Regions from separate parts of the Homo sapiens genome. Here regions 1 and 2 are each linked to region 3. The links are chromatin loops, found by intact Hi-C in ENCODE. Cell type or tissue: mammary epithelial cell. All regions are shown on one strand. Each heading gives the region's core, and the rest is flanking DNA. Links, peaks and the distances in the headings are about the cores only.

Evidence for each region. Hi-C counts contacts between places; a loop is a spot of excess contacts. Peaks named below come from ENCODE experiments on the same cell type or tissue, not always from the same donor. Only the 100,000 strongest peaks of a DNase experiment are listed, where the experiment ranks them.
Region 1: it touches region 3 in a loop (11-fold over the local background); 24 of 110 quality-filtered maps call a loop at or near these places.
Region 2: it touches region 3 in a loop (3-fold over the local background); 4 of 110 quality-filtered maps call a loop at or near these places.

Annotation. Positions count from the first base shown.
Region 1 is chr15:99,750,453-99,761,134 of GRCh38, forward strand. No RefSeq gene overlaps it. Among named protein-coding and RNA genes, the nearest start is that of LYSMD4, 22 kb to the left of the region's middle. RefSeq lists a silencer at 9,598-9,798. In mammary epithelial cell, for the core only: a CTCF peak has its summit at 5,556 (motif pointing left); no DNase peak of the experiment used is centred there.
Region 2 is chr15:99,366,931-99,374,930 of GRCh38, forward strand. All of the region lies in intron 9 of LRRC28 (leucine rich repeat containing 28), which reads left to right. Among named protein-coding and RNA genes, the nearest start is that of LINC02244, 31 kb to the right of the region's middle. RefSeq lists an enhancer at 4,816-4,875. In mammary epithelial cell, for the core only: a CTCF peak has its summit at 4,762; no DNase peak of the experiment used is centred there.
Region 3 is chr15:99,698,625-99,709,306 of GRCh38, forward strand. It overlaps MEF2A (myocyte enhancer factor 2A), which reads left to right. Exons shown (of 12, transcript NM_001319206.4): 9 at 4,738-4,761; 10 at 8,105-8,231. Among named protein-coding and RNA genes, the nearest start is that of LYSMD4, 29 kb to the right of the region's middle. In mammary epithelial cell, for the core only: CTCF peaks have their summits at 5,242 (motif pointing right) and 5,941 (motif pointing left); DNase peaks (open chromatin) are centred at 5,187, 5,937 and 9,097; H3K27ac peaks cover 2,770 bases.

The DNA of each region.
Region 1 (10,682 bases), core at 1,271-9,270, 52 kb after region 3:
GCGAAAGATGAAAAGGCCAGGCAGAGGCCAGCCATCTCCACAGGTGGCTGCCGTGTTTATCTTGTGTAAAGTGCCGACTTGCCGAGCGTTTGATGAATATATAATCAACTATGCCTATATCCCCTCCTCTTCACATGTAACATGTGGATTCAGTGACGTGACCGCACCCTCCCTCCTTCCCCTCCAACATGTGGATTCAGTGACGTGACCGCACCCTCCCTCCTTCCCCTCCAACATGTGGATTCAGTGACGTGACCGCACCCTCCCTCCTTCCCCTCCAACATGTGGATTCAGTGATGTGACCGAACCCTCCCTCCTTCCCCTCCTGCCTGCTTTTCCCATTTAAATACGGAAGCCCTCAAAATTCTCTTGGGGAAAAGTAGGGATCGCAGATTTTTTCCTGCGGTTTTGTGTTTCTTTTTCCCTGGTGCGTCCTTAACCTTCGCTAAATAAACCTCTAAATTGCTTGAGGCCTGTTTCAGAGACCTTTTGGTTTATAGACTCATTGCTGAGGCCTCCTGTATTACATAACACTATGAGTAAATACATTTGATAGGCATTTCTCTTGTTAACCTCTCTTTTGTTAGGAGTGCCAGCCATGACCATTGTGATGGTATCACATCTTTCTTCCCCTACACTGTGCTCCATTTCTTTTTACATTTTAATTTGAAAAACTATTTTATAATTTCTAAAAATAATAGAGATGGAGTCTTACTATATTGCCCAGGCTGGTCTTGAATTCCTGGGCTCAAGTGATCTTCCTGCCTTGGCCTCCCAAAGTGCTGGGATTATAGGTGTGAGCCACTGCACCCGACCCATTTCTTTTCTTTCTTTTTTTTCTTTTGATACAGAGTCTTGCTCTGTCGCCCAGGCTGGAGTGCAGTGGTGCAATCTCAGCTCACTGCAACCTCTGCTTCCCAGGTTCAAGCAATTCTCCTGCCTCAGTCTTCCCAGTAGCTGCGACTACAGGTGTGTGCCACTATGCCTGGCTAATTTTTGTATTTTTAGTAGAGGTCAGGTTTCACCATGTTAGCCAGGTTGGTCTTGAATTCCTGACCTCATGATCTGTCCGCCTCGGCCTCCCAAAGTGCTGGGATTACAGGCGTGAGCCACTGCACCCAGCCCATTTCTTATTTTTAAAATGTCTTCTAAGTTGCTTATCACTTTAAATAGCTTATCTAGGCTCTGGGATACAGCAGCCATTAAGACAGGCACAAAACACTTCTGCAGCTCATATTCCGGTATAGAGAAGACAGGGTTAAAAACTATTAGGTTGGTGCAAAAGTAGTTGAGGTTTTTGTAATTAAAAGTAATGGCAAAAACCACAACTACTTTTGCACCAAACTAAATAAGTAAGCAAAACAGTTGACATGGTAAAGTGATTCAGAATAATCCAATAGGGAGATAAGCAGATTTCTAAGGAGTGGGGTGATCGCTATTTATTATAAAATAGGAGAGTGAGGAAAGGATTTGTTCAGGCGACACTGGAATAAAAGGAAGTAAATATATGATGTCAATGGCAACGAATGCTATGCAGGAAGATAAAGCTGGTGGAGGGAGGAAGACTGCTGTATTCTAGAAGTCTGGGGAGAGATGGCATCTTACTATATTGCCCAGGCTGGTCTTGAACTCTTGGGCTCAAGCCATCCTCCTGCCTTGGCCTCCCAAAGTGTCAGGATTACAGGCGTGAGTGATAAGTGGCATTTGAATAAAGTGTTAGGATTACAGGCGTTACCAATGAGTGACATTTGAACAAAGATGGTGGGAATTAGTGGAGTGAGGCACATAGATTTCTTGTGGAAGGAAGTCCCGGCAGAGGAAGAAGGGGCTGAGGCTGTGAGCAAGTGCCTGGCCTGCAGAATGGCAGGGCCAGGGAGGTGCTGTCGTGGGGTCAGATGGCCAGCAGTGGGAGGTTGCGTGTGTACATATGTATGTGACAGACACAGGCACACCAGGACCTTTTGGGTTTTTCTGTCTTGCTTTTCTCACCCAACAGCTCTGCATGTCAATTCCTCTGTCTCATTCATGTTACAGCCACCTAATTGTAGTGGATGCTGGGGTGTGCCACACAGATCACCCCCTTAGAGAAGGAACTTGTTCCCCCAGTGCCAAGAGGGGCTCGACACACCCCAGTCCTTCCCTTGGGATTTCCCTCGGCCCAGGAAGCTGCCTTGCCTGTGGTGACTGTCCCGCCTGAGGACAGCCTGGATTCAATGCCTGCTCAGTACAGGGCTACATAGACACAAAGGGGCTCCTTTTGCCTCAGTTAGGGACACTTGAAGGCCATTCCAGCTCCAACTCTGCCTGGGGCTGAGCCTTTGATGCAAATGTCTAAACCTGCCTCCCTTATCCCAAGAGCATTCCCCTGTAAATGTCTTGCCAGAAGTCTCTATCTGAAGCCTGTCACCAGGAACCTGCCCTAGGGCAGTGGGTGCCAGGGGGTGTCTCAGGAAGCTGAGTCCAAAGTAAGAGTTTGGAGCTGGATGCGCTGCTGCCCAGCAATGCAAAGCCACTTCCTGGCAGGAGGTGGAACACCTGTCACCTCTGTGGTGCCCCTGGGATGCAATGGGCAACTCTCATGGGTCTTGGCTCTGGCTGTCATAACAAAACACTAGAGACCTGTGGCTTAAACAACAGATCTTTATTTCTGACAGTTCCAAAGCCTGAGAGTCCAAGATCAAGGTGCTGGATGATCTGGTGTCTAGTGAAAGCAAGCTTCCTAGTGAAGGCTTGCAGATGGCTGCCTTCCTGCTGTGTCCTCACCTTATGGAGAGAAACCATCTCTTTTGTGTCTTTTCTGATAAGGACGCTAATCCCAGCATGAGGCTCCACCCTCGTGACCTAATCACCTCCCAAAGGCCCCACCGCCTAACACCATCCCACTGGGCGTTAGGCTTCAACATATGCACTTAGAGAGGACACAGACATTCTGTCCATAGCAGGTGGGGTATTGGTGGAAAGAAATTCAGCAGCTGGTGCAGTATTTCAGGATCTGGGGAGCTGCAGATAAACTCGTAATTATAAGGATCGTAGAATCAAATGGCTATTTCAGAGGGCAAATGATGCATTAAAAAAGACAAAAGGTGAGGGTGATTACTCAGCTATAGAAGGCTCAGTGTGGAAGCCCGAGGGCCTCCTTGACAGCGCAGGCAGAGAATCTCATTTCACGCAGCTGATGGGAAGAAAAAATGGAGAATCAGGCCCTAGACTTAGTTACAGGAGAAGCAGAGCTGCCGAGAAGGTTGAATGCTCTTGGTCAACCTTAGTAAGCTTCCACCCTGAGTCATGGGGTGGGGAGAACTGGGTTGATACACCTGGAAACCCTAAAACCTCAGAACCTCCTGAGCCTCTGGGCCTGCAGTGGGCTAGCACTGACCCCTTGCTTGAAGACAATTGCAGATGCTTCTGCCTTGTGATTCTGTATGCACCTCCCTCACTCCTGGGGATCTGCCTCCTTCTCCTTGGACCACCTGACTAGTAACTAGGGTCCAGACTCAACATACCTCAGCTGGGGGAGTGTGAAGCCAATTAATTGACCCTCACAGAGAGGAGGTGGACGCTGCTGGTAAACCGTGGGGCAGGGAACAATGCCTTTGGTCCCCAGGTTATCCACAGAGGTGTCATTTGCCACTTCCCTAGCAGAGGCAGGCCTGGGCAGGGCATGATGACCAGGGGCTCAGACCCCTTTGCCATCTGCCTAGTGGAGGAGTTATTGAGGCCAAGGGGGAAACCAGAATGGGCTATAGAGGAGGAAAACCATATGCATCCACTGGGGCCTCGTGACCAGTGGCAGCTGTGGGGATTGGAGTTTGTCCCACTGGACTTCCCCTGTGAGTTTCTCCAGGACCGGAGACCAACCAGAATCTTAAAGGAGCTGTTCTCAGATCAGGCAAACTGGCCACAGGAATCACGTGGACCCTATTAACGTGATGGGTGGACAGTAGTGGAAGCTGCAGTGCCCTACACAGATCCCCCCAGCTCTAGGATTGCTGGTCACTGTGGCTCATAGCTGAGTCTCTCTTTGGGAATCACTGCCTGCTGCAGGGGCCACTTCACTCAAGGTTAAGACTCATCCTGGGGGCATCCACAGCCAATGACTGGCTAATGTATACATCCCAATGCCTGGCTCTTGAGCTCCACTCAGGACCACTCTGAAAGCCTGCTCAGCTCCAGTTCTCCATGGGTTGGTAACGCCTGTCTCAGAGGAGTGATGCCCAAAGCAGTTCCCAATAACCTCACTAGTCTCAATCTTAGAGTCTGTTTCTAGTGGAATTGAACCAGAGATGCTATTATTCAGGGTATGAATGAAACATAATTCATCCAACCATTTCCCCATCAGCAGCATTCACTTTGTTTCCTATTTTTTCCAATGTAAACATTGCTATAGTTAGCATCCATGCAGATATAGCCTGCTGTATTAGCCCATTCTCGCATTGCTGTAACGAAATACCTGAGACTGGGTAATTTATAAAAAGAGGTTTAATTGGCTCATGGTCCTGCAGGCTGTACAGGAAGCGTAGTGGCTTCTGCTTTGGGGGAGGCTTGGGAAGCTTCCAAACATGGCGGAAGGCAAAGAGGGAGCAGGCGTCTTGCATGGCAGGGACAGGACCAAGAGTCGGGGTAGGGGGAGGTGCCAAATTTTTACTGACCACATCTCATGAGAACTCATTCACTATCAGGAGGCCAGTACCAAGGAGATGGTGCTATAGACATGTAGTATTTTAAACAAGAGAAGCTTTATTATGAAGAATTATTGGCCGGGCGCAGTGGCTCATGCCTGTAGTCCCAGCACTTTGGGAGTCGGAAGCAGGTGGATCACCTGAGGTCAGGGGTTCGAAATCATCCCGGCCAACATGGTGAAACCCCATCTCTACTAAAAATACAAAATTAGCCGGGCATGGTGGCACATGTCTGTAATCCCAGCTGCTTGGGAGGCTGAGGCAGGAGAATCACTTGAACCTGGGAGGTGGAGGTTGCACTGAGCCGAAAGCATGCCATTGCACTCCAGCCTGGGCAACAAAAGCAAAACTCTGTCTCGAAAAAAAAAAATTATTAAGCAATGAGAAGAACATAACTACAAGGTACAATGGAAAGCTAAAAGGTATCTTAGGCCTGAGGAAGAGTGATTTAGGAAAGACAAACTTGGATACCTCCCCAGGGCTTGGGTTCAGGCCTTGGAGGTTGGAGAAGGTGCGATTGCTGTTCACTGGATGACACAGAAGGTCGTTGGTTTGCCCAGACCAGATGTGATGCACATTCACTAGGCCAGCAAGAAGTCCCTCTTCAGGGGGCAGTTGGACTGCAACTGGGCAGGTGTACAGAAGGCATTGGTGTGCTGCTGATGACAACTGGAATATGCATGTCCACATTGGGAGGGCTCTAGGAAGGGGGTTGCTAGGCTGGACTGGGATGGCAAGGTTGCCGAGGGCGCACACATTTTAGCCACATGGTAGGAACTATCACCAGTTGTCTTCACACATGCTCTGCTGACCAAGGGTGCAGCCTCCGGAACCAGCAGAAGCCCTCTTCCTCCTGCAATGTCACTCTATCGCCCTCTACCGATAAATTTTAACAATGTAGTCACTGTTCCGGAGAAATGCTTAAAGGAATCCCATTCATTAGCACAGAGCAAATATTGAAGAATGAATTTAAAGCTGAGAGGCAAGAAATTGATAAATATAACAGAATCTAGGAAATCATATTGGAAAAAGATTGTATAATTGAAAGTCATCTGCCTTCTTGTCCCTGGAGTAGTACAATGAGGCAGTAAATGTTCAGCACTACTGTTTAAATTTTAATTCTGTCATAACTGGACTGCTAATAGCTAACAGTTTAGTGCCAGTTACCTTTAAAAATGGTTTATAGGCATGAACCTATCAAATGCTCACTATAAGCTTTTGAGTTAAATACCGTTATTATGCACACCTGAGGAAACTGACACATACATTTTATTTACCATAAATTCCCATCAGACCAATAGCAACAATCTTTAAAACCACCTGCTAGTGAAGGTTTGAGGGAGAGATAGTGGTCTACCTGGATTAATGTCATGATAGTTTTGATAAAATTCAACCTCTGTACACTTATAAAAAATCTCAAAACTTAAGCATTGGTCCAGGGAGCAGTTATTGGTAAAGTTAAATTCATCACATCAAAGCCAATTAATTTTTTATTTTTTATTTTGAAAAATGAAAAGTAACTTGAGAGATTATTTGTACTTTATCGTCTCAAAGAAGTCGATATCTAAAAATCTAATCTTTCTGTGATAGTTATAATAGGGAAGTACCATTTTGTTTTTTGTTCGTTTTGGGAAGAGCTACGGGAACAGAGAACTGCAATCCCCATAGTAGAATGGTTGAGTTTTTGTTGGTATTTTGCTAACAGATATTTCTTGCTTTCAGTTCTATACAGAATAATAAATCATGAAGCTAGACTTTTTGTGTCATATGGTGAGGTAATACATTGAGGAAGAACACCTTGGGAAAAAAGGTTAATGTAAAAAAGAATTCTTTTTTCATTGTCTTTTATTCCTAAAGGATTATTAGAGCTTCATTCTTAGCATTGATCAGGGTATAAAGAAACCCTAATGTCATTTTATTTTCAAAAAGAAACCCCTCTTTTTGCCTAATGAGCCCAACCATATCTAACAGAAATGCTTCTGTGACATCAGTGGGCCTTCCTTGTCAAGAGGCCAGGGTCACCACAGCAGTGTCCATCTTCCTTGCCGAAAATGGAACAAAGAACGCGAGAAAGAATGATGGTATTCAGCTGATGGAGAAAGGCCAAAATGTCCCAACAAAGGTGATACCATTAAAAAACGGACAACAATGCTTGAACACTCAGAAAACTTCCTGACAAAGAAGGTCCTTTGGGAAAATTGTCTCTTTTTAGCATAGTATTTTTGCTATGAAAATGAAGAGATGACAGCTCTATTATTTAATCAACTTGGCCCAGATATTTAATTCTGAAGAAAAATCAATATTATACAAAAACAAATGTATTTTCAAATATGCACATGCTTATTTTCAAATATCTCAATCAAAAAAATAAAAGTTTATCAATAATCTTATTTAACCTAGATGAAGTAGATTTATAGCCTGAGAAGATTTCACATGGCTTATTAAGAGCTTACTTTTTTTTCTTTTTTCTTTTTTTTTCTTTTCCAGACAGGGGTTCACTCTGTTGTCCAGGCTGGAGCGCAGAGTTGGGATCATGGCTCACTGCAGCCTTGACCTCCTGGGCTCAGGTGATCCTTCCACCTCAGCCTCCTGAGTAGCTGGGACCACAGGCACCACCAAACTCATTTAATTTTTCTAGTTTTTGTAGAGATGGGACCTCGTCATGTTGCCCAGGCTGGTCTTGAACTCCTGGTCTCAAGCAATCCACTCACCTTGGCCTCCCAAAGTGCTGGCAAGCTCACATTTTTGTAATAATAAAAGTAATTCTGATAAAGATGCCTTGAAATAATGGATGTTCCAAAATGAATTTGCCTTATTTGGATTTGGAATGCAGTTTCATATTTATATTTTAAATTTGGATTCATCTGGTTACTGGAATTAAATATACAATTAAAAGGATCACAAAGCGCACTGATACCAGAAAGGCACTTTAATAACACCAGGGTGCATGGCCTGCCTCCTCCTTTCACTTACTGCTTGTGTCATCCTGTTCAAGTCATTTAACCCCAAGTGGTAAGCCTCAATTTGCTCTCTTATGAAATGCACGAAGTCGCTGTCTCTCTATACTTCAGGATTACCGTGAGAATAGAACCGGAACCATGTATGTGGCAGCAGTTTATGAACTGTGAGATATTAGTCTAATCATTCTCAGAGTCCTCGCCTCGGCTGTTTGTATGCCCCTCCCAAGTTTTCAGGAATGGACAAAACTAGCCCCCTCTCAAATCATGTGTGCAACAACCGATTGCATATTTCCCCAAGGGAACATTTAGCGCTGGGGATGTCTCCGAAACTATGTTAGACATGAGAGTCAACAGAGATGGCAGTAAGTCTTGGTGAGAAGGGCCTGGAACTTAGAATCAAAAGAAGGAGGAGAGAAACATGGAGCAGTCACTCACCAGCTACGTGGCTTTGGGCAATTTGCTTATTGCGCAGAGCGTCGGTTTCCATATTGGTAAAATTAAGATGATATTTGAACTCAGCACTTCATGTGGCTGTCGTGAGGATCCACTCTAGCAATGCAGGTAAAGGTGCCATCACATAGATATCAATTATAAAAATAATATTAACAGGCATAATTGTAGTTAAATTTCAATTCAGACATACTTTCTTTTGAATGTCTGGTAGGTCTGCTGTGTTGGTTGTATGTGGGTTTTCCTCCATATCCACTTTTTTGGACTTAATCTCACCATTTTTTACATGTAAACATATCACAATATTAATAACATTAATTAATTGAAGGTTAATTATATAAACTAAGTGAAATAAATCTTTAACCAGAAATAAGAAAATTTATTTGTATTTGAGTTACAGAACAATATCTGCTAAAAGGTTTAAATTAAATAATCTTTACTTATATGTTACTAAAATGTTTTGGAGGAAGCAAACTAAATTCTGCATGGCCAGGGAAATTATTTAAAAACCCTTTTAGTAAACTGAAAATAAAAAATTATCTCAAATCATAATTGACTTGATCAGAATAATTTTTTAAATGTTAATCTAAATTTTTTAAAATGTTAATCACAGATCATGACCTGTGATGAATTTTTTCTTTTCAGTTTGGGAACTAATATCTTCAAATTGTACTTGAATTGACTTAGAAATTATAGAAAATGCACTGATATTAACTCTTGGGATTTCAAACATATTTTTAGGATTTTCATTTTTCCTTGCAATTTTACAGCTGACTCTGATTTTGCTCTTCTTTTATGATTTTCAAGTATTACCTACAGCAAGCATGTAAAAACATTGTCTTTCTTTAAGCACATATGGTGAAAATCATTCAAGCAGATGGCTGTATACAGTCATTAGTAATAGAGGATTGAGTGTCAGCTCAGTTACTGCTGAAATGGAGTCCAGTTTAATAGCTCAAATGAGGACAAGAATTAAATTGGAAATTGCAGACTGAAATATTCTGCATTTGATCATAAAGTGATTATAGGAAGGAAAGAACACAGTGTAACTGTCTATATTTTAAAAGGAGCCAGGCTCCTGATAGTTCTGTGCTATATCAGTTCATAATCAAAGTAAGCAATATAAATCCATTTTTAAAACACTAATGTGTCTTAGATTTTTTTTAAGGAAAAGGCCAATTTCTTGCAGGTGTACAGTGGCATTAAAATTCTATTTCCTGACGTTTATAATCCTGGTGCACTGGACTTGCAAAACAGAGTTTAGTTTTGCTTTGTTAGGGGAGAGGGTAATATTGTCTCTGTCCTGGTCCCTGTTCATTCTAGCCAGGTGTTCGGGTGTGTTTGATGACATCCTCTGCTGTTCCCAAGACCCACATTTAGTGGCTGCAATTTTATTTCTCACCATCAAGACTTCTAAGATGAGGCAAAGGTTGGGTTGCTCATGAGCTCCTCTTTGAATAACCATATTAGGTTCTAGCTGTGTAACTAGTACAGTTAGATCCTGGCGTGCCGTTAGAATAATGTAACATAGAACACAAGGGCTTATTTGGTGGAATAAAATATGGTGGAACACAGTGATTAGAGCAAGTCACTTCGCCTCTTGAAGCCTCAATTTCCTCCTTTGCAAAGGAGTTAACAGTAGCACCTACAGGAGGACACTGTGAGCATTCATTGAAACAATGCGTATGAGACGTGTAGTATAGAATATGCCTGACCTAGAGGGAGAGCAGAGACAGTACATACCTTCCTGGTCCCACCACTTGCTTGCTGCTGGATGTTGGGCAAATAACCTCTCTCTGCCTTGATTTTCCTAGTTCTAAAGTGGGATTAATAGTAACATTGTGTTCACTGATTTCCTACGAGGACGAAATGAACTAATGTTTATAAAGCACTTAGTACAGGGCCAGCCCTTAGTGATATTATCATGAACGCACAGTCGTAAGCACACAAATGCATGTTATCATCAGTATCATCATATATTTATTCAAAACAAATGAAGTGTTGTCAGTAAAATAAAAATTGTTGTATTAAGACATTGTGAAACTTAGAGACCTAAATGGGAATGTTACAACAAACTAAATATTCTGTTGGTACAAATATATTTTAAACAAACCAAGCTGGAAATATCCTTGTCATAAATTGACACTGGACAAAAAAAAAAGTATTCTGCCATGCTGAGCAATACTAAATCTAATTGTCTTTTTTACTTATAGTTTTAAATTTGTTTTTTTTTTCTTTTAGTTTTGTGCAAAGAATATTCCATTTTCAGTTCAGTACGGTGAACTGTCAAGCAGGCATACTTAGAATTTTCTCATGGTATTTTGAAATTAGTTTGAACAGATTGGTTAACACATTGTTTTTTCCAATTTCAATTTTAATAGGCAAAATATTATTTGCATTGGTAATAAATATTAGTCGTAACTTGAACATTTATTTCTTCTTTTTTAGAGATGGAGTCTCACTACATGGCTCAGGCTGGTCTCAAACTTCTGGCCTCGTGCGATTCTCCTGCCTCAGCCTTTCAGAGTGCTGGGATATGAGCGTGAGCCACTGTGCTCAGCCAATATTATAACAAACTAAACTAAACACTCTG
Region 2 (8,000 bases), core at 1-8,000, 330 kb before region 3:
TATAACACTGAATGTTTCACTTCTTGTCACCAAAATTTGTGGGAAGTTCTCCCCACCAGCAACCAGTCAGTCAGTTCTCCAGTAGACACTAGCTGGGTGTCCTGTAAGGCCATCAGTTTCTAGACACTATCTTACTGGAGATAGCATTAGATCCCACAGGTTAAGGGCTCAGTCCCACAAGACTGCCTCCACTTAAGATGCTAGTTGCAAGTTGTAGATTGTCACCTGTACTTCTGACCAACCAGCTATAAAATCAGGGTTCCCAATACCTCCTTCTCATGTTCAGTTAATTTGTTAGAGTGGCTCACAGAGCTCATGGAAACACGTAACTGTTTTATCTGTTTTATTCTGCTATGACAGAGTAATTGAGATTGGGTAATTTATAAAGAAAAGAGGTTTATTTGGCTCATGCTTTTGGAGCCTGGGAAGTCCAAGATCGAGTGGCCACGTCTGGTGAGGGCCATCTTGCTGCATCATAACATGTCAGAAGGGCAGCAGGCACAAGAGACAAAGAAAATCAGACCAAACTTGTCCTTTTCATCAGGAACCCCCTCCCACGATAACTAACCCACTCCTGTGATAATGGCACTCATGAGGGCAGAGCTCTCATGACCTAATCACCTCTTAAAGGCCTTACCTTCTAATATTGTCATATTGGCAATTAAATGTCAACATAAACTTTGGAGGGGACATTCAAACCATAGCACTTGAGTTCACTGGTTTATTATAAAAGATACAGGTGAACAGCCAGATAGAAGAGACGTATAAAGCAAGGCTTGTGGGAATAAATATGGAATTTTCATGCCTTCTCTGGGCATGCCATCTTCCAGCTATCCCAGAGCTCTCCAAACCCAGTCCTTTGGGCTTTTATGGAGGCTTCATTACATAGACATGATTAATTAAACCATTGATGATTGGTGATTGGCACAACTTTCAGCCCCCCTCCCCTCCCCAAAGGTCAAGGATGGGGCTAAAAGTCCCAACCCTCTAATTGTGTCTTGGTCTTTCTGGTGACCAGCACACATCCTGAAGCTACCCAGGGATTCCCAAGCCACCAGTTGTCTCATTAGCATATGAATGATACTCTAATCACTTAGGAGATTTCAGAGTTTTAGGAGCCATATGTCAGGAAACAGGGTCTAAGACTAAATATATATTTCACAATACCACATCCCCCAAAACTCATGTCCTCACATGCAGAATGAATTCACCCCATCCCATGCCCAGAAAGTCCTAAATCTATTTCAGCATCAACCCTTAAGTTCAAAATCTCATCTTAAATATCTAAATCAGGTATGGGTCAGGACATAATTCATCCTGGGGCAAAACTCTCCAGCTATGAACCTATGAAACCAGATAACAATTTATCTGCTTCTAGCATGTAATGTTGGGACAGGAATAGGATAGACATTCCTATTCCACAAGTGAGAATGCTAGAAGGAAAAAAAGGGGTCACAGGTCTCAAGTCTAAAATCTAGAAGGTGAAATTCCATTAGATTTTAAGGCTTAAGAATAATCCTCTTTGGCTCCACACTCTGTTCTCTGGGCCCAGTGGGGTGGCAATCACACCCCCTTAGTCCTGGATGAACCAAAGAGGTTGCCCTGCCCCTGGAATTGAGAAGGTTGCCCTACCCTTGGGCTTTTTCTTCTCTTTAAGTATAACATATGTTTGCATCTAGGTAGTTCTTTTGGCCATCCTGCCTAAAATCCCAGAAGTCTGACAGCATTTCTTCATCTCATCCCATTTCTGTCCTGTTCAGTACAAGCTAGCAGTATTTTTGCTGAAATAGTTGATGATCCAGAAGTCACATACCTAATCTGTTTGCAAACCATTGTCCAGCCACACTGTTGGTGTTCTCTTTCATGTTTTACAATATGAATAGGCTGAGAATTCTCCAAATCTTCAAGTTCTGGTTCCTTATGCTTAATAATAATGTGCTCAATTCATCTCTCTCCTCTTGTATTTTACTCACATCTATAAGCAGCAAGAAGAAACCAAGCTGTGCCTTCAACACTTTGCTTAGAAATCTCCTCAGCCAAATATCCAAGTTATCACTTACAAATTCTGCTTTCCATCCAACAGAACACAATTCACTCAAGTCCTTTGCTACTTTATAACAAGGATCACCTTTCTTCCAGTTTCCAATAATACATTCCTCATTTGCAGTCTGAGACCTCACCAGAAGCATCTTTAACATTTTTATTTCTAGCAACATTCTGTTCCTGACAATGTATTTTCTAAGACATTAGAAACTTTATAGCTCCTGCCTTTCTTTTGTGAGCCCTCACTAGATTCTTCTTTATTTCTCCCAATAATCTCTTTTCTATCACTCACCTCAAAATTCTTCCAGCCTCTATTCATTACTTCATGTCAAAGCCACTTCCACATTTTTAGGTATTTGTCACAGCAGCATCCCACTTCCTGATAGCAAAATTTCTCACATTGAAAGAGAGAGAATGACTGATTTTAAGAAATTGGCTCACACAATTGCAAAGGCTGGCGCGTTCAGAACTGGGGCAGACTGGCGGCCTGGACGTTGAGGTTAGAGTTGAAGTTGCAGTGTTGAGTCTGAATTCTGCGGGGCACCAGGCTGGAAACTTAGGCAGGGATTCTTTATTGCAGTCTTAGGGAGAATACCTTCTACTTTGTTGCTCTTAAGGCCTTCAACTAATTGGATGAGGCCCACCCACACTATGGAGGGTAATCTGCTCAACTCAGAGTGTACTGATTTAAATATTAATCATATCTTTAAAAAATGCCTTTACAGCAACAGCTAGGCTAGTATTTGACCAAACAAATGGGCTCCATAACCTAACCAAGTTGACACATAAAATTAACTAAAAGGTCTTACTTTAATCACCAGGGTATTTTGAGACAGGAACTGTAGGTAGGCCGGTAACCCAATGGTTCTTCCCATATTGCTGGGTTAAGCTTTAGCCATAACGGGTAGTACAGAGTGCATTCAGGCTTTATTGCTGTGTTATCTCTGCTTTTGTGTAATAAGCCATGGCGTGCAATGGAAGAACCAGTAGTCCTGGGGATAAAGAGATCTAGTTTGGAAGTTGAGCTATTTTACTTTTCTTAGTACTGTAAGATAGGTACTATCATTAAGTTGAATCATACAAGTCATATGCGTATGGTCCAACCTGTGATATCCCTTTTACAGGGCAAACAGGTACAGGAAGATTGCAAACTGGGCCAAGGTGTCATAGCAGAGCTGGGATTTGAACCCCAATAGTCTGGCTCCAAATCTGTGTTTTAGCCACTGTGCTGTTCAATTAGCTACTAAGTGGACCAGCATATTAGCATAGAGAAATCTCGAAATAAATAAACTTGTAAATAATGAGTTTAAATATACTTTCAACTCATAAACTCATAAATACAAAATTAAATATTCTCTAACATTATGAACAAGGTACTTTCGAAATATATGTGTATGTGTACGTATGTACATATACACACATGCACACGTGTGTGTGTGTATGGTTTGGGTGTTTGCACTAAAAAGTCCAGAAGGATGGAGCTCCAACTCTTTACTATGAGTATCTTGGGAAGGGGGGAATGTGGAGTTATGAGGTAGTCAGGTGGAAGGAGAACTTTCATTTTCAACTCCATATACTTGGGATATAATTTTACAAATCTACAAAACAATATTTGAAAAAAAATTATTTCTAGAGGCATTGAAAAAGCCCTTTGCCTAAAACTGTATACATATTAAAAAAGAAAAGGAAAGATTGTTATGGCAAATTTTTTTGTTCAATTACAAATGTTATTAAGCAAGTTACATAAAAGATTGCATAGTGTGATCCAGTCTTTGTCAAGCAATTATAGGTGTGAATATATGTGTATATCTATGTGCACATATATAGTAAATACATGCACATACACACATATTGAAACAATTGTGTATATATAGAAAAAGTCTTGGGAAGGACTCATACACCAAAGTAACAGTGGTTTCCTTTGAGTAGTGTTAAATTTTTGTAACAAACTGGTATTTGCTTTAGAAATTAAAAATATTTTTAATTATTAAAACATTAGTATGCCAAGTGCCTGTAATCCCAGCTACTGGGAGGCTGAGGCAGAATTGCTTGAACCTGGGAGACAGAGGTTGCAGTGAGCTGAGATCGCGCCACTGCACTCCAGGGTGGGTGACAGAGCAAGACTCTCTCAAAAACAAAAACAAAACATTAGTATGCCAATGGCTTCTTGTAAAAAAAATTTTCAGGTTACTTCCAAGTAACTCAAAAGACTCATCCTCTTGTTTATTAATTTATCCAGTTGGTTAGCAAACACACTTCGAACATCTACTGCCAGCCGGGTGCTGTGGTAGGTGAGGGCTCCATGGGCTTCAATCAGGCCACTTTCAAGCTCAGATTTACATAGCTTGGTTCTTTCAGGAATTCTTGGTCTTCTGGGCCGGAGTGATTCTATGAGAGTGCCACATGTCTGAGTGATTGTTGTGCCTTGAGGTAAAGACCTGTTTGTTAGAGGGCCTGCAAAACTGACTTGGTCTTACAGTTTCCTTTTGTCTTTCAAAACAACTAATACTCCCTTCTCCCACTCACTAGTAGTTTATTTTTAAAATAAGCTCTTTTATATAATTCTTATCTGGTTTCCTCACTTATGAAATGTTTCATATTTCCTTACCCTTGCTTTTTGTGGCTATTGCTTCTTTGAAGCCAAGTAATATCAGTCACACCAACATTATTTGCATACTCATTTTGGGGATTTTGTTTTTCCTTTTGGCAGAAGCCTATTCGTTGGCACCCTCTTAAGGTGACTTATGAAATTTCCCACAAGTGAAATAGTCTTCAAAAATTTAAGTAAATTGTTCTTAGCTGTTTCTTCCTCCTTACAACATTCAAAAATTATTTGTTGACCATCTGTCATGGGCTGTGCTCTGCAGTAGGTACTGAAAATTCTGCTTTGACCCCACCACCTAATTCTTTTCTCATACATATCTCATTCCTAATGTCTAGGGCAATGACACAATCAAGAAAGAAGTCTGCTTGACATTTCTGTTTCTGTTTCTGCACACAGAATCTTCCCATGAGAGACAGTCACTACTAACATAAATGCAACAAGCAGATACAATATGTTATTAGATGATTCTTGAGTAAGTTAATATGTACACAAGCTCAGGATTTTAACTTTGTCTTATAAATACTATTTTTTCTTTTGGCTTGACTTCCTGTACGAGTCAAATATATGCTTTGTGTTTTTAATCAGGAAACATATTTGCAGAAAAAATCGCACATTTCTTATGATTTTTGTGGGCTCCAATATGTGCCAACAGCATTGTGATTCGTTCTTTTAAGGAATAGTGGTATTTCTGTATTTTAAAACCAAGCTGAAATGCTCTTTCTTCTGCCTTGCCTGTAAATATGCTCAAAGATTCTAAAGCAACAAATGTCATGTCTGATGTTCTTTGTAGAATTTATCAGCATCTTTTTCTTAACTGTAGAGCTTATTGCTTAGCTCAAAGTGTTTCCCCAGACCTCTGATGTCTCTGGTGCCACAGTTCTGGATTTTAAAGGACTTAACCAACATGAATCCATTCTTAAGGCAGCAGATTGGTTGGTGTACTTGTAATAACTCAGATTATTAATACAACAAGCAGATACAATATGTTATTAGATGAGTCTCCCAAAAGCAAATAAGTACACAGCCTTGGGATTTATTTGTTGCACAAATATGAAACCTCCAGGTTACTCCACCCCCGTGAGCTTCATAAGTAGTTAATGATGATCCAAAGGACATTATCCTTTAATGAGTGTAAATCCCGTATCTTCATGGAATTGAATGCTTTTGCTTGGGAGCTGTTTTAGTCCGTTCTTATGCTGCTGTGCAGAAATACCCAAGACTGGGTAATTCATAAAGGAAAGAGGTTTAATTGACTCACAGTTCCACATGGCTGAGGAGGCCTCAGGAAACTTAACAATCATGGCTCGAGGGGAAGCAAACATGTCCTTCACATGGCAGCAGGAGAGAGAACTGCTGAGCAAAGAGGGAAACGACCCTTATAAAACCATCAGATCTCATGAGAACTCACTCACTATCACGCAAACAGGAGCATGGGGGTAACCACCCCCCCATGATTTAATCACCTCCCACCGGGTCCTTCCCACGACACATGGGGATTATGGGAATTACAATTCAAGATGATATTTGGGTGGGGACGCAGCTAAACCATATGAGGAGCTTTATTTTTAAAAACTAAATGGCTGTGGTATGAAATGTATCCCTTGTATGAATGATTTGCATTTAACATAATTATCTTTTGCTCCTTGTGTTAAGTTTCATCAGCGAATCCCCCAAAATGCACTTTTTATGTCTGTGGTTCTTTTCAATTGTGATTTATTCAAATGTATACATCCTGGTGTAGCATAAAAATTATTGGAACTAGGGTTCTAACCAACTTCATTTTTTAAAAAAAATTATTTTTAAAATTTTTTTCATTTCTAATTTTTGTGGGTACATAGTAGATATATATATTTATGGGGTACTTGAGATGTTTGATACAGGCATGCAATGCATAATAATCACATCATGAAAATCACATTCCCTCAAGCATTTATTCTTTGTATTACTAACAATGCAATTATACAATTTTAGTTACTTTAAAATGCACAATTACTGACTGTAGTCACCCTGTTGTGCTATCAAATACTAGGTCTTATTCATTCTTTCTGATTACTTTTTGTACCCATTAACCGTTACCCAGCCAACTTTAATTTTTTAAAATTAGAGGTAATGCAAAAGTATCTAATAACTCAAAATTTACAGAATTTCCTGAGTTAAGAAAAAAATTCAAAAGTGATGCTTGCCTTTTCGCTTTCCTAAAGATGTCATTTGAAAACAAGTCTTCTGTTTTGATAAAGTTAAATTAATCCATTTCAATTTTATAGTAATGCTTTTTGTGTTCTAAGAAATCTTTACCTACCCCCAAGGTCATGAAGCCTATATAAATCTCTGTTAATATAATTGTATTATAATTCTCTGTTCCATTCACTTGATCTGTGTCTATCTCTTAGTCAATAGCAAACTGTCTTAATTACTATAGTTTAGATTATGGTAGGCCTTAATATCAGGTTGAGTGATACTTCTACTTTGCTTTTCCCTTTCAGGATTTTTTTAGCTATTCTAGGCCCTACACTTTTCCACTGATTTTTAGAATAAATTTATCTTTGTCTCCAAAAAGCCTTGTTGAGATTTTCATAAGAATTGCTTTAACTTTATAGATTAATTTGGAAACGGTTGACATATATGCTATGTTGAGTTTTCTAATGTATGAACATGATGCGTCTCTCCATTTATTTAGGTCTTTTACTTCTTTCGTCAGCATCTTAAATAATTTTCAGCATATAAATCATTAAACGTTTTCCTAAGTTTATATCAAAATATTTCACTTTTTTGTGTGCTTGTAAATGATACTGTGTTTTAAAATTTCAATTTCCATGTGTTCATTGTTAGCATCTGGGAATGTTACTGATTTTCATATTTCGACTGTATATCTTACAGCCTTGCTGAACTGGCATATTAGTTCTAGGAGTATTTTTTGTAGATGCCTTGGGATTTTCTGCATAGAAAATCATGTCATGCTGTCTGCTAAGGAATAGTTTTATTTCTTCCCTTCCAATCTGTATGCCTTTATTTCTTTTTCTTGCCTTATAGCAGTGGTTAGGACTTTGAGTACTATGCTGACTAAGGTTGTGAAAATAGACATCCTTGCCTTGTTCCAATCTCTTTTTTTTTTTTGAGATGGAGTCTTACTCTGTCGCCCAGGCTGGAGTGCAGTGGCATGATCTCGGCTCACTCTGCCTCCTGGGTTCACACCATTCTCCTGCCTCAGCCTCCCAAGTAGCTGGGACTACAGGCGCCCACCACCACGCCTGGCTAAATTTTTTTTTTTTTAGTAGAGACAGGGTTTTACTGTATTAGTCAAGATGATCTCGATCTCCTGACCTCGTGATCTGCTCACCTCAGCCTCCCAAAG
Region 3 (10,682 bases), core at 1,599-9,598:
TCTACTAAAAATACAAAATTAGCCAGGGGTGGTGGCGCATGCCTGTAATCCCAGCTACTCAGGAGGCTGAGGCAGGAGAATCGCTTGAACCCAGGAGGCAAAGGTTGCAGTGAGCCAAGATCATACCATTGCACTCCAGCCTGGGCAACAAGAGTGAAACTCTGTCTCAAAAAAAAAAACAAAAACGCAAAAACTAGAAATGCTGGTGAGGATGCAAAGCAGAAAATCTCTCCCATATCTTTGGAATGCAAAATGGTACAGCCACTTTGAAGAGTTGGTCAGTTCTTATGAATTTAAATATACACTTGCTGGCCAGGCAGGGTGGCTCATGCCTATAATCCCTGCACTTTGGGAGGCCAAGGCAGGAAGACTGCTTGAGCCCAGGAGTTCAAGACCAGCCTGGGCAACACAGCAAGACCCTGTCTTAAAAATTAAAAAAAAAAAAACAAAAAAAACTTGCTGTACAATCCGGTAATGCCACTCTTTGAGTATTTACGCACATGAATTGAAAACTATACTTATAAGAAACCCGTATCTTTCATAATTGTGAAACACTGAAACTAGCCTAGATGTCCTTCAACAGATGAATGGATAAACACACTGTACATCCATATAAAGAAATGCTACTCAGCAATAAACTGTTTATTCACCCAGCAATACAGATGAATCCTAAGTGAATTTTGCTAAGTAAAAGAAGCAGTAGTGTATGATTCCATTTATATTTCATTCTGGAAAATGCAAAACTCACTGGCTGCCATGGGTTGGGAGTGGAGAGAGGAGTTGACTATAAAGGGTTAATAGGGAATTTTTGAGGTGATGGAACTAATCTGTGTGATGCTGTTTTGTTAGATGCATGGGTCTGTGTTTGTTGAAACTCATGAAACTGTACCTACAAAGAGTGACTTTTACTAAATGCAATTTAGTAAAAAAAGATTCCGGGGGAGCCCAAGATGGAATGCATATTGTCACACATGAATATAACTTTATTACAGATAAGTAACATGATATTGAAGGGGTGAGGAAGCAAGAACCTGGTCTAAGTAACTTTGGAAACTTTTGACTGGATACTGTAAGGTTAGAGACCAACGAAATTGTAGCAAATCACTGTGCTCTAGATGGTAAATTCATCCCTCACATACACAAACACAAAGGGTTGAACATATAAATAAATATAAAATGTAAATAAACAAATGGACATTGTAGATAAAGGCAGCCAGGTTTCTCATGGTTGGAGGAGAAAGTTGCAGATAACCCAGGGGGTTGGGGGTGGGGTCTAGAATGAGCCTGTGTTTCAGGGTTATAGTTGAAGGATTCAGTAAGAGTTTATATGTGTGTGTGTGTGTGTGTGTGTGTGTGTGTGTATATATATATATATAATTTTTGTATTTTTAGTGGAGACTAATTTTTGTATTTTTAGTAGAGACGGGGTTTCGCCATGTTGGCCAGGCTGGTCTCAAACTCCTGAGCTCAACATCTGCCCGCCTCAGCCTCCCGAAGTGCTGGGATTACAGGCATGAGCCACTGTGCCCAGCCAGACACATACGTATATATGTGTGTATATATACACACACACACACACACACACACACATATGTACGTATGTGTCTGGCTGGGCACAGTGGCTCGTGCCTGTAATCCCAGCACTTCGGGAGGCTGAGGCGGGCAGATGTTGAGCTCAGGAGTTTGAGACCAGCCTGGCCAACATGGCGAAACCCCGTCTCTACTAAAAATACAAAAATTAGTCGAGTGTGGTAGGATGCCCCCATAGTCCCAGCTACTTGGGAGGCTGAGGTGAGAGGATCGCTTGAGCCCAGGAAGTCGAGGCTGCAGTGGCCTATGATTGTACCACTGCACTCCAGCCTGGCTGACACAGCGAGACCCTGTCACACACACACAAAAAAGGTACAGTTGTGTGTACATATGAATTAGTATACATCATATATTTCCTAGCTCTGTTTGCTGAGAGGTCTGTGAGGCAATAGCATCCAGTAACTGAACATACCTGGTGCTCAGATTTTAGTTTCAGAACACCATTTTCTAATACAAGGACTCAGGGCTGCTTGGAAAAAAATGGTTTGTTGTAGAGCTGGGGCAGGGAAACGGGATGAGCCGGGGTTGTCAGAGGTTAAGAAAGTGCGTATCAAAAGTCACGGGAGCTGGCCTTTCAAAAGAGTTTCCAGTGGCCAAAACTAGAACAATTTGAGTAACAAAATAACAATAGTATTGGATTATAGCCCAGGGAATAAAAAACATTGAGTCCATTACTGATATAAATAAATGATAGAATAAATAAGGGGAAAAAGGGACAACTCTTCCTTAGAAAATAACTAATTAATAAATGTAGAAAGAATGAGAGAGAGTAAATCAGCATTAGAACACCACAGTACAATGGTAATTGTTGCAGGCAAAGTCAGTGGATAAATGCTAACATAAGTGGGCAAAAAGTTTAAGTAAAAAGCTATTTTGCTTTGTCTCAGAATGTCTCTTCCCCAATATTCATTTCTTACAAAGGGAAAAATTAGAGAATTAGAAATAAGAGAATCCTGGAAAACACTGCCTTAACCGGAGGATCAAGGTTAACATCACCAGTAATGGGACATAAAGACAACATGTGCCTTCCAATATGACATGCTAAGAAAGCCATGTCTCTTTGTGGTATTCTTGCAAAAATCCATGCCCTTCTATCTGATTATGAATGAAAATCAGACCCAAATTGAGAGACATTCTATAAGATAACTGATCAGCACTCTTTCAAAACAAGTTGTCAAGGTCATGCAAAACAAGTTGTCAAGGTCATGAAAAGGAAAGACTGAGGAACTGTCACAGAGCAGAGGAGACGAAGGAGATGTGAGAACTAAAGGCTTGTGGGATCCAGGATCTGATCCTGGGTCAGGAAAAAGGACATCAGTTGAAAGACTGGTGAAATCCAAGTAAAGTCCAAAGCTTTAATTGGTGCTGTATTATTTTTATTAGTTTCGACAACTGCATTGTATTTCCTTGTGATGTTAACAATGTGGAAAGCTGAGTGAGATGTGAGGGAGCTCTCTTTGTAAATGCTGTCTAAAATTATTTCAGAATAAATAGTTTAAAATATATACATACATACATAACAAAGAAATACACCCCAAAAGGGAGCCAAGAAAAAATGGCATTTAGGATGGTCCCATAGCTCACCTTTCAGGTACTGGATATGCAATACTTGCTACTGTCTTTCAGAAATAAACTCTACAAAATGTCATGTAGGGTACAGAAATGTTTACAAGAATTGTTAGTAAACTGCCAATTTAGAGACAAACTCCATTTAAGCATTTTAGCAATTGCTTAATAAAGTTATGTCTGATTGTTAGGAGAGCATGAAGGATCTCCATGGAAAACTCAAAATGTGTCGTATGAACTATTTACACGCTTATTCCTGTATATTAAAGTGAAAACCATATGTTTTACACATACACAGCTATAATGTTAGACAGTATATTTTGGTGTGTACCTTGTGTTTGGAGATATGTAAAGATATCTATAACAAAACAGTTGAATAGCATCTTGCCCACATTGGAGATAGCAGTTGTAGATCAAGTGATTGTTTTTCAGAGTAAGTAATCGGTCCCACCTACTTTACACACACCATTTACAGAGAAACCTTCTTCCAGATTAGGGCTTCATGTATCAGTGGCACTTACAATGACACTTTTCACAGACTGACAGAGAAGCTTAACTTACTCAAGTAAAACAAGTAAAAACTGATTAGACTGTTTCTAGCATGTTAATATTTTCTAAATGTTATGGAGAAAAGGAGCAAAAATGTTTCTTTTTTTTTTTTTTTTTGGACGGAGTCTCACTCTGTCACCCAGGCTGGAGTGCAGTGGCGTGATCTCAGCTCACTGTAACCTCTGCCGCCCGGGTTCAAGCAATTCTCCTGCCTCAGTCTCCTGAGTAGCTGGGATTATAGGCACCTGCCACCGCACCTGGCTAATTTTTGTAGTTTTAGTAGAGACAAGGTTTCACCATCTTGGCCAGGCTGGTCTTGAACTCCTGACGTGAGCCACCGTGCCCAGCCTTATTTCTTTTCTTTACATGACTTATGAATTCATTTCTCCTTCAGTCTCATTTTCTTCAAATATGTGGTTTTTCTCCATTGAAGTCATTTTATTCACATGAAAATATATTTGCAAATGATAAACATATATAAAACTGGTATTTAAAACTCATGTATTTATTAACAAATGTTTGTGTTCCTGTTGTTTTATAACTGCTAGCTCCTGCGGGAAATAAAACATACAGCAGTTTCTTTCTGCCAAGAAGCAGAATTCAGTAGGAGATAGATAACATGTATCACCAGGTGGGGTAATAGTAGGGTGATTAAGATACAGAGTTACAAGTACAGAGTTGATATTCTCACAGTTCCAAATACAGATCGATAGCATGATGAGGAACCCCTTTTAAATACTGTTGCAGTAGCATGACTATGTATAAGAGGCCAGCATGAGAGCAGACCAAGTTGGGGTAGGAGGGTGTCTTTGAATACTGGCCCTAGAGAATTTAAAATAATTTTTCTAGTCTTTTGAAAACTCAACAAGTAGAGACAAGTAATTTATATTTCTATCTGTTGTGTATATAATCGTCTCTTTAGAGTTCCAGACAGCTGCTAGTGTCCAAATATGTTTTTTCTAAAGAAATATTTTGTTTGTGAGTACCAACAGTCTTAGTAACTCTCTTATCCCTCTTATGTGCTGAGTACAGTCGGAGGAAGAGGAATTGGAGTTGGTGAGTGTGGGTTTCTGCTTGAAGGAAGTTGAAAAAGATGTAGAAAGTACTAATTCTCTTACGTGTTGTTATCTAACCAATGTTCCCTTTGTTACACAAATTTTTTTAAACACTATTCAAACACTTTGAATAAAGCAATCTACTGGTACTACAGACTCTAGTTTTTCTATTTATAATTGTATGTGTTGACCCATTTTATTTGTTGGAGGGAACATTGGAATAGAGCCTTTAAAAACAGTAGCTGTCCATGAGCATAGGATACTTGTTAATTTTTTTTTTAAGGAAAGATACAAAATACCTTATATAGCTCTCCAAATTATTGAAATATTTTTAGAAAATGACTTCACCCTCGAAGTTCCTCAGATTGTAACACACGATGTTGTGTTGTTTCTCTTTCAAAAAGATTACATCATTTTTGGTGAGGTCACCTTTTTCAGCGTTGGAATTATTTCATCCTGCATGATACAGCCTGAACCACAAGGGGGTTCCCTGTTTACTAAAAGGAATGTCTGTAATTGAATGTGTATATAAGTTTACTTTTCTATCAGAAGGCGCTCTTTTCTTAAAAGCAACTATTGCCCTTTTTCCAAAACAAACGTTTTCTGTTGGCTTTTCCTCTAGAAAATAAACTTGACTAAAAGCAGCTTGCAGTTGATCTATTTCTTCTTTAGGAACTAAAACCAAAACCTCACAGGAGTCATCATATAATTTCAAAGTCAGCTGCTAATTAAAGGACTTTAAGGGGAATAAAAACTTGAAAATGTTTCTTAGCATGGACAAAGGTTAAGAGTGCATGAAAGCATGGGGGAGGAAGGCATCCGTTGGTTTTAATATTCCATGTTTATGCATGCTGGTGTGTTTTGCACAGTTTGTTTTCTTTTCAAAGAAGGTTATCTGTTCCCCTTAAAATACGAGATTGTTCTTTATTTAGCTTTGTGATCACTCACAGTTTTGGGTGTAGTTTTGTATTGGCCAACTGAAATATTCTAGTCAGCTGTAAATGTTTTGAATTATATTATGAATATCTTTTGGAGAAACACTTTACTTAATGATACCATAATGATCAGTAAATGAGAGTTTATAATTCAAGCTAAAATAATTCACCTTAGGTTAGACCTCACTGTTCAAGGAGTTGTGAATGCGTCCATGAATTATCTAGCACTATACTGCCCTCTTGTGGTTCTGAAAATCACTCACTCTTGTAGAACTCAGTGCCGTTGAGATGAGGAGCTTAGATGAGTGGAACTAGTGTTTGAAGTCTTCACTGCTTTTGAAGACATGCCAGGAGATTGCATGAAGATGATGCCATGGAGTAGGTAGGGTCCAGGCCAAACTATGTCATACTGTATTCTTTCACCTAGTGATTGGACTTATGAAGTTCCAGACTAAATATTAAAGAAGAAATTAAGTCCAAAGTAGATCTCTATCTCGAAAAGTCATTAAATTTATAAACTTGATGCTGAGACTAAAATATATTCCGAACTGGCATACATTGATTTTCCACATTCCTCAGAGTACATCTGTAATTACAGAACCTCAGAGATAAATATATTAGGTCCTTGAAGACTTTAAAATACATACCTAAAAACTTATAAACAGCCATTTATATTATTTAAAACTTAATCAATTAAAAATGCAGAACTTTATGTGCCAGAACCAAAATATAATCAGAAGCACAGTCCGTTACAACTTAGAAAGTTGTTCAGCTTGCCTTGAGCTCTAAAGTATAATTGTGGATGACTCTGATCCGAAGTGCAGAAGGACAGGTGCCCTGGGGCCTGCACTAAAGACTGTACTGTTAAGACCAGCGACAGATTCCTTTAGAAGCCGAGCAATACTAGAACAACTTGACTTCATGAAAGCTGCAGTAGACTAGGCTATGGATTAGAAGGAATAAAAATATGTATCTTTTTTCCCACCAGTTATATAGAAATTTGGGACAGAGGGTTTCTTAGGACAATAAGGATATTATCTTATATTTGTGTAGTACTTCAGTTATGAAAGCACTTCTGACATAGTAACCTCATTTGATTCTCACAGTAGCTGTGCAAGGCAGCCAGGACAAAGATTGCTATATCTTCTTTATTTGACAATGAAGAAGTTCAGAGAGGTCAAATTATTTTCCCAATGCCTAGGAAATGGTGAATCTGGGACAGAAACTCAGGCAATACATCCACATCCACATGATCTTTCTCACATCTTCTAACCTAGGTTAGAAAGTAGAAATTAAAAAGAAATAAACTGAGATCAGGATCCTCATCGAATGTTTGTAAGTGTCTACATCTAGCCAAAGGCCTTTTTGTCTGATGTACCCTTTTGAAAATTGTGATAGAGAAAATGGAATCACATTCTAACTCTTCATAATCTCAAAGGCACTGAATTATACTTTACTGATTTGGCTCAGACCCCCGAATGTCAGTTATCAGGCTGTAACATAATTTATAAAAAACAAATAGAGTTGTGCTGTGGCTTTCTTATGTGCTAGTGACACAGAGTCTGTTGTGTTCCTCTGATCTTTGATTTTCAAAAACCGTTACCTTAAGCCAGTTTGGCGAGAAACTGCTTCTGTCGTACTCCTACACGTTAAGGACAATGACTGTCTTAGACTAACTGGATTATTTAATAGTTGAATTTTTTTTATCCATTCCCAGCATGGATAGGATGCTACACAGATGCATCCAGTTGGCAAAAAGCATTTAATATTGCTCTTCCACTGCCCTGTCGGCAGTACTTGATTCAAAATTCTCTACTCAAAGCCTCTGCTACAGAAGGCCAGGGGACTATGAAGGGATACATGTCCGAATCTGTTGTTAAAAAATAGGTCAACTGCATGATTGGAGAGAAAGAAATAAGAATACAAGCTGCACCCAATAAGCCATGACTTCAAACCGTGTTAACACGTAAATAATACCGCAAAGAAAAGTAGTTTTGATTCCTATACTCATAGACGTACAATCCCTATATATACAGATGACCTTTGCCATCATCAGGTATTTAAAACCTACACATACTTCATTTAGGGGAGTCTGACAGTATTTGTAGTGGCATCAAGTCCTCATTTTGTGCAACAAATAGAAGTGCTAATGCCTGTAACAGAAGTTCCTATTTTAACGTGGGGTGTCTGACACTAATCAACTATTTTAAAAGAATTAATGTAAAAATAGGACCCTTCAAATTAAATATTTAGTTATTCTCACTAGTATTTTTGAAGTTTTCACATCATCAGTGCTTCAGAAAATGACATTCATATGAAACTGTGAAAAATGTCACTTAAATTGAAAGTGATTTTTAAGTCAACATAAATACCACATCAGAACACATTTTCTCTTTTTTGATCTCACAGAATACCCAGAGGATCAGTAGTTCTCAAGCCACTCAACCTCTTGCTACCCCAGTCGTGTCTGTGACAACCCCAAGCTTGCCTCCGCAAGGACTTGTGTACTCAGCAATGCCGACTGCCTACAACACTGGTGAGCCTGCTCTGGTGCCTTCCGTAGGTTTTACCGCTCTCTGTTTTGTGATCAACGTGTGCTTCTGTGATTTTTTTTAAGTATATTTATTGAAATAAACTATTTCCAGTTTTTTAGATTTAAATTAGGATGTATTTTTCAATGTGCTAGCCTTGAAAAAATTACAAACAAAATGGATAGTGTGGATAGTGCGATGAGTAAGTTATTCCGGCTTCTCCAGTGTGAACTTTCACTTAACCCCTGACACAAAGCCACGTGGATGATAGCAAAATGGTGACATGCATCAAGCCAAGAGGGGAGCAGCCTGTTGCTTGAGTATTGCTGATGTAGTTTCTCTTCATACAGTATCACGCTTTTCCAGGCTTTTAAAATAAGATGTTTGTCTTTATGCTGTGTTAACCTGCTTTGGGAAAGACATGAATCCCTTTGGACCTGAGACTTCAGGAGGTGGCCGACGTTTGGCTGTGTCGAACAGGCTGTTTTCCTCCCTGTAACCACTAGCTTGGTCCATGTCATGTGCACCTGAGGGGCAAAACAAGGGCTGTTCTGATTTCTCCTCGGAGCCAGTCACTCTGCCTTTGAGGGGAGCTTTTCCTTCATTTATGTTTATTTAGGCATTTCATCTTAAAATGCCCTAATTTGGGGTTGTATTAGGAAAGTTTAAGAATATTACAGTGATCGTAGGAGTGCTTTTAGCCAAGCAGACTGTATGGAGAATCGAGGGCAGCTGGTTTCATTTAAATTTACCAATCTAAGAAGGAGTGGAAAACACATGTGGTTTCGCTTTCTCATCAGCTGAGCCAAACACCTGATGCTTCAGAGGAAGACGGCAGTAGTTCAATTCTCCCTTGCCCATTACTCAGAGACTGCAATGCAGAGAAGTTATTATGATTCTCCTGAGTGTCATAAGTAGACTGTGGTAAAGATGGTCTGATTTTAGCCTTCAGGGTAAATGCTTTGGCACAGAACTTTGAAACTGCTGTCCGCAGCTACGTGAGGGGACAGAGCGTTGATAACATTTGATTGCCACTTGAATTCTAAGAAGTTCTTTTAAAACAGAATCAACAATAAAAGGTTTTATTGAAAAAAAAAAAGTCTCTTAGGAAATATCCATTACTTTTCCAACCGTTAGTATGAAAAATAATGCCCAAATTTGTCAACTGCATACTATCTTAGGGATTGTGAATCATAGCCTGTTATTAGTGCCTTGCACAGAACAAGGTTCCAGAGTAAAGCCAGGGATGAAGCATTCATAGAAATTCTGTTTCGACGCATTGATCACCTGCTCTGTGAGAGACTGTACTAGGGACATAGCTTTCTCCAAGTTTATTCCAAGTGAGGAGGCAGGACATACCTAAGTGGGTAACCGTGGAGGGGAAGTCCTGAATTGTTGTGATTGTGAATTTATACTCTGAGAATTGAGAAGGGAGGGCAAAGCTATACTGTTCAAAGGTGTATTGGCTGAGAAGAGGGAGCTTGAACTGGGTGTCAGATTATGGTTTACTGACCGTTTCATTACAGGTTTTTCAGTATACTTAGAAATTCCACTATACTTATTTTTAGAAATGCCATTGAATTGGGAATTTATTTTTTAAAAGTATAAAAGAAATTACCAAAGCATATAAAAATGGAGGCAGGCTCTCAAAATCATCAGTCGCTTAGCGTCAGTCTCATGCCACCTTTTGACCGACTTTATCTTTCTTCTCTTTCTCGTAACACTTACTCTGTTTGAAGTTTACCATGTTGTTTTTAACTTATTTCCACATCTATTCAGCAAATATTTATCAGGCAGCTGCTGTGTGGCAGGCACTGTGCCAGGCACTGGAAATGCAGGAGTGCAGTCAGCAGTGAAGCCTGGGGGGAAGGCACAAGACACACAGCTCTAGGGATAAGCTGCTGCAGTTGTGTCAAGGGCTGTGTCTCAGCTCGGACAGGAAGGAACATGCGTGACTCAGCCAGGCAGAGGAGGCAGAGTGCTCTTGGGAGAGGGTGTGCCTGTACAAAGGCTAGGAGTTTGCGGGCGGGACGGGGCTGAAGGAATGGGGACAGAGCGTGGGTGGTTAGAATTGAGACTAGAGAGGTAAGTAATGATTTGTAGACTATGTCAAGGATTTTGGAAACTGTCCGGAGAGCATTGGGGAGCCATAAAAAACTTTTGAAGTAGAGGAGTGCCATGACCATATTTGTTATTTTAAAAAGATGTCTTTGCTGTATATAGGGTTAAAAGGCAATGCCAGGAAGCCACATCAGAGGCTACTGTAGTGGTCCAAGCAATGGGTGCTGATAGCATAGACTAGAGAGGTGGCAGTAGAGATGGTGAGACCTGGGCAGGCTTGAGAGAGAGCAGATAGAATTGCTCAGACCTGGAAATTGATGTTGGGAGTGAGAGGGAAGGGAAGTAGCAAGGATAACACCCATGGGCTTCTGCACGAGCTGCTGGGTGCATGTTGG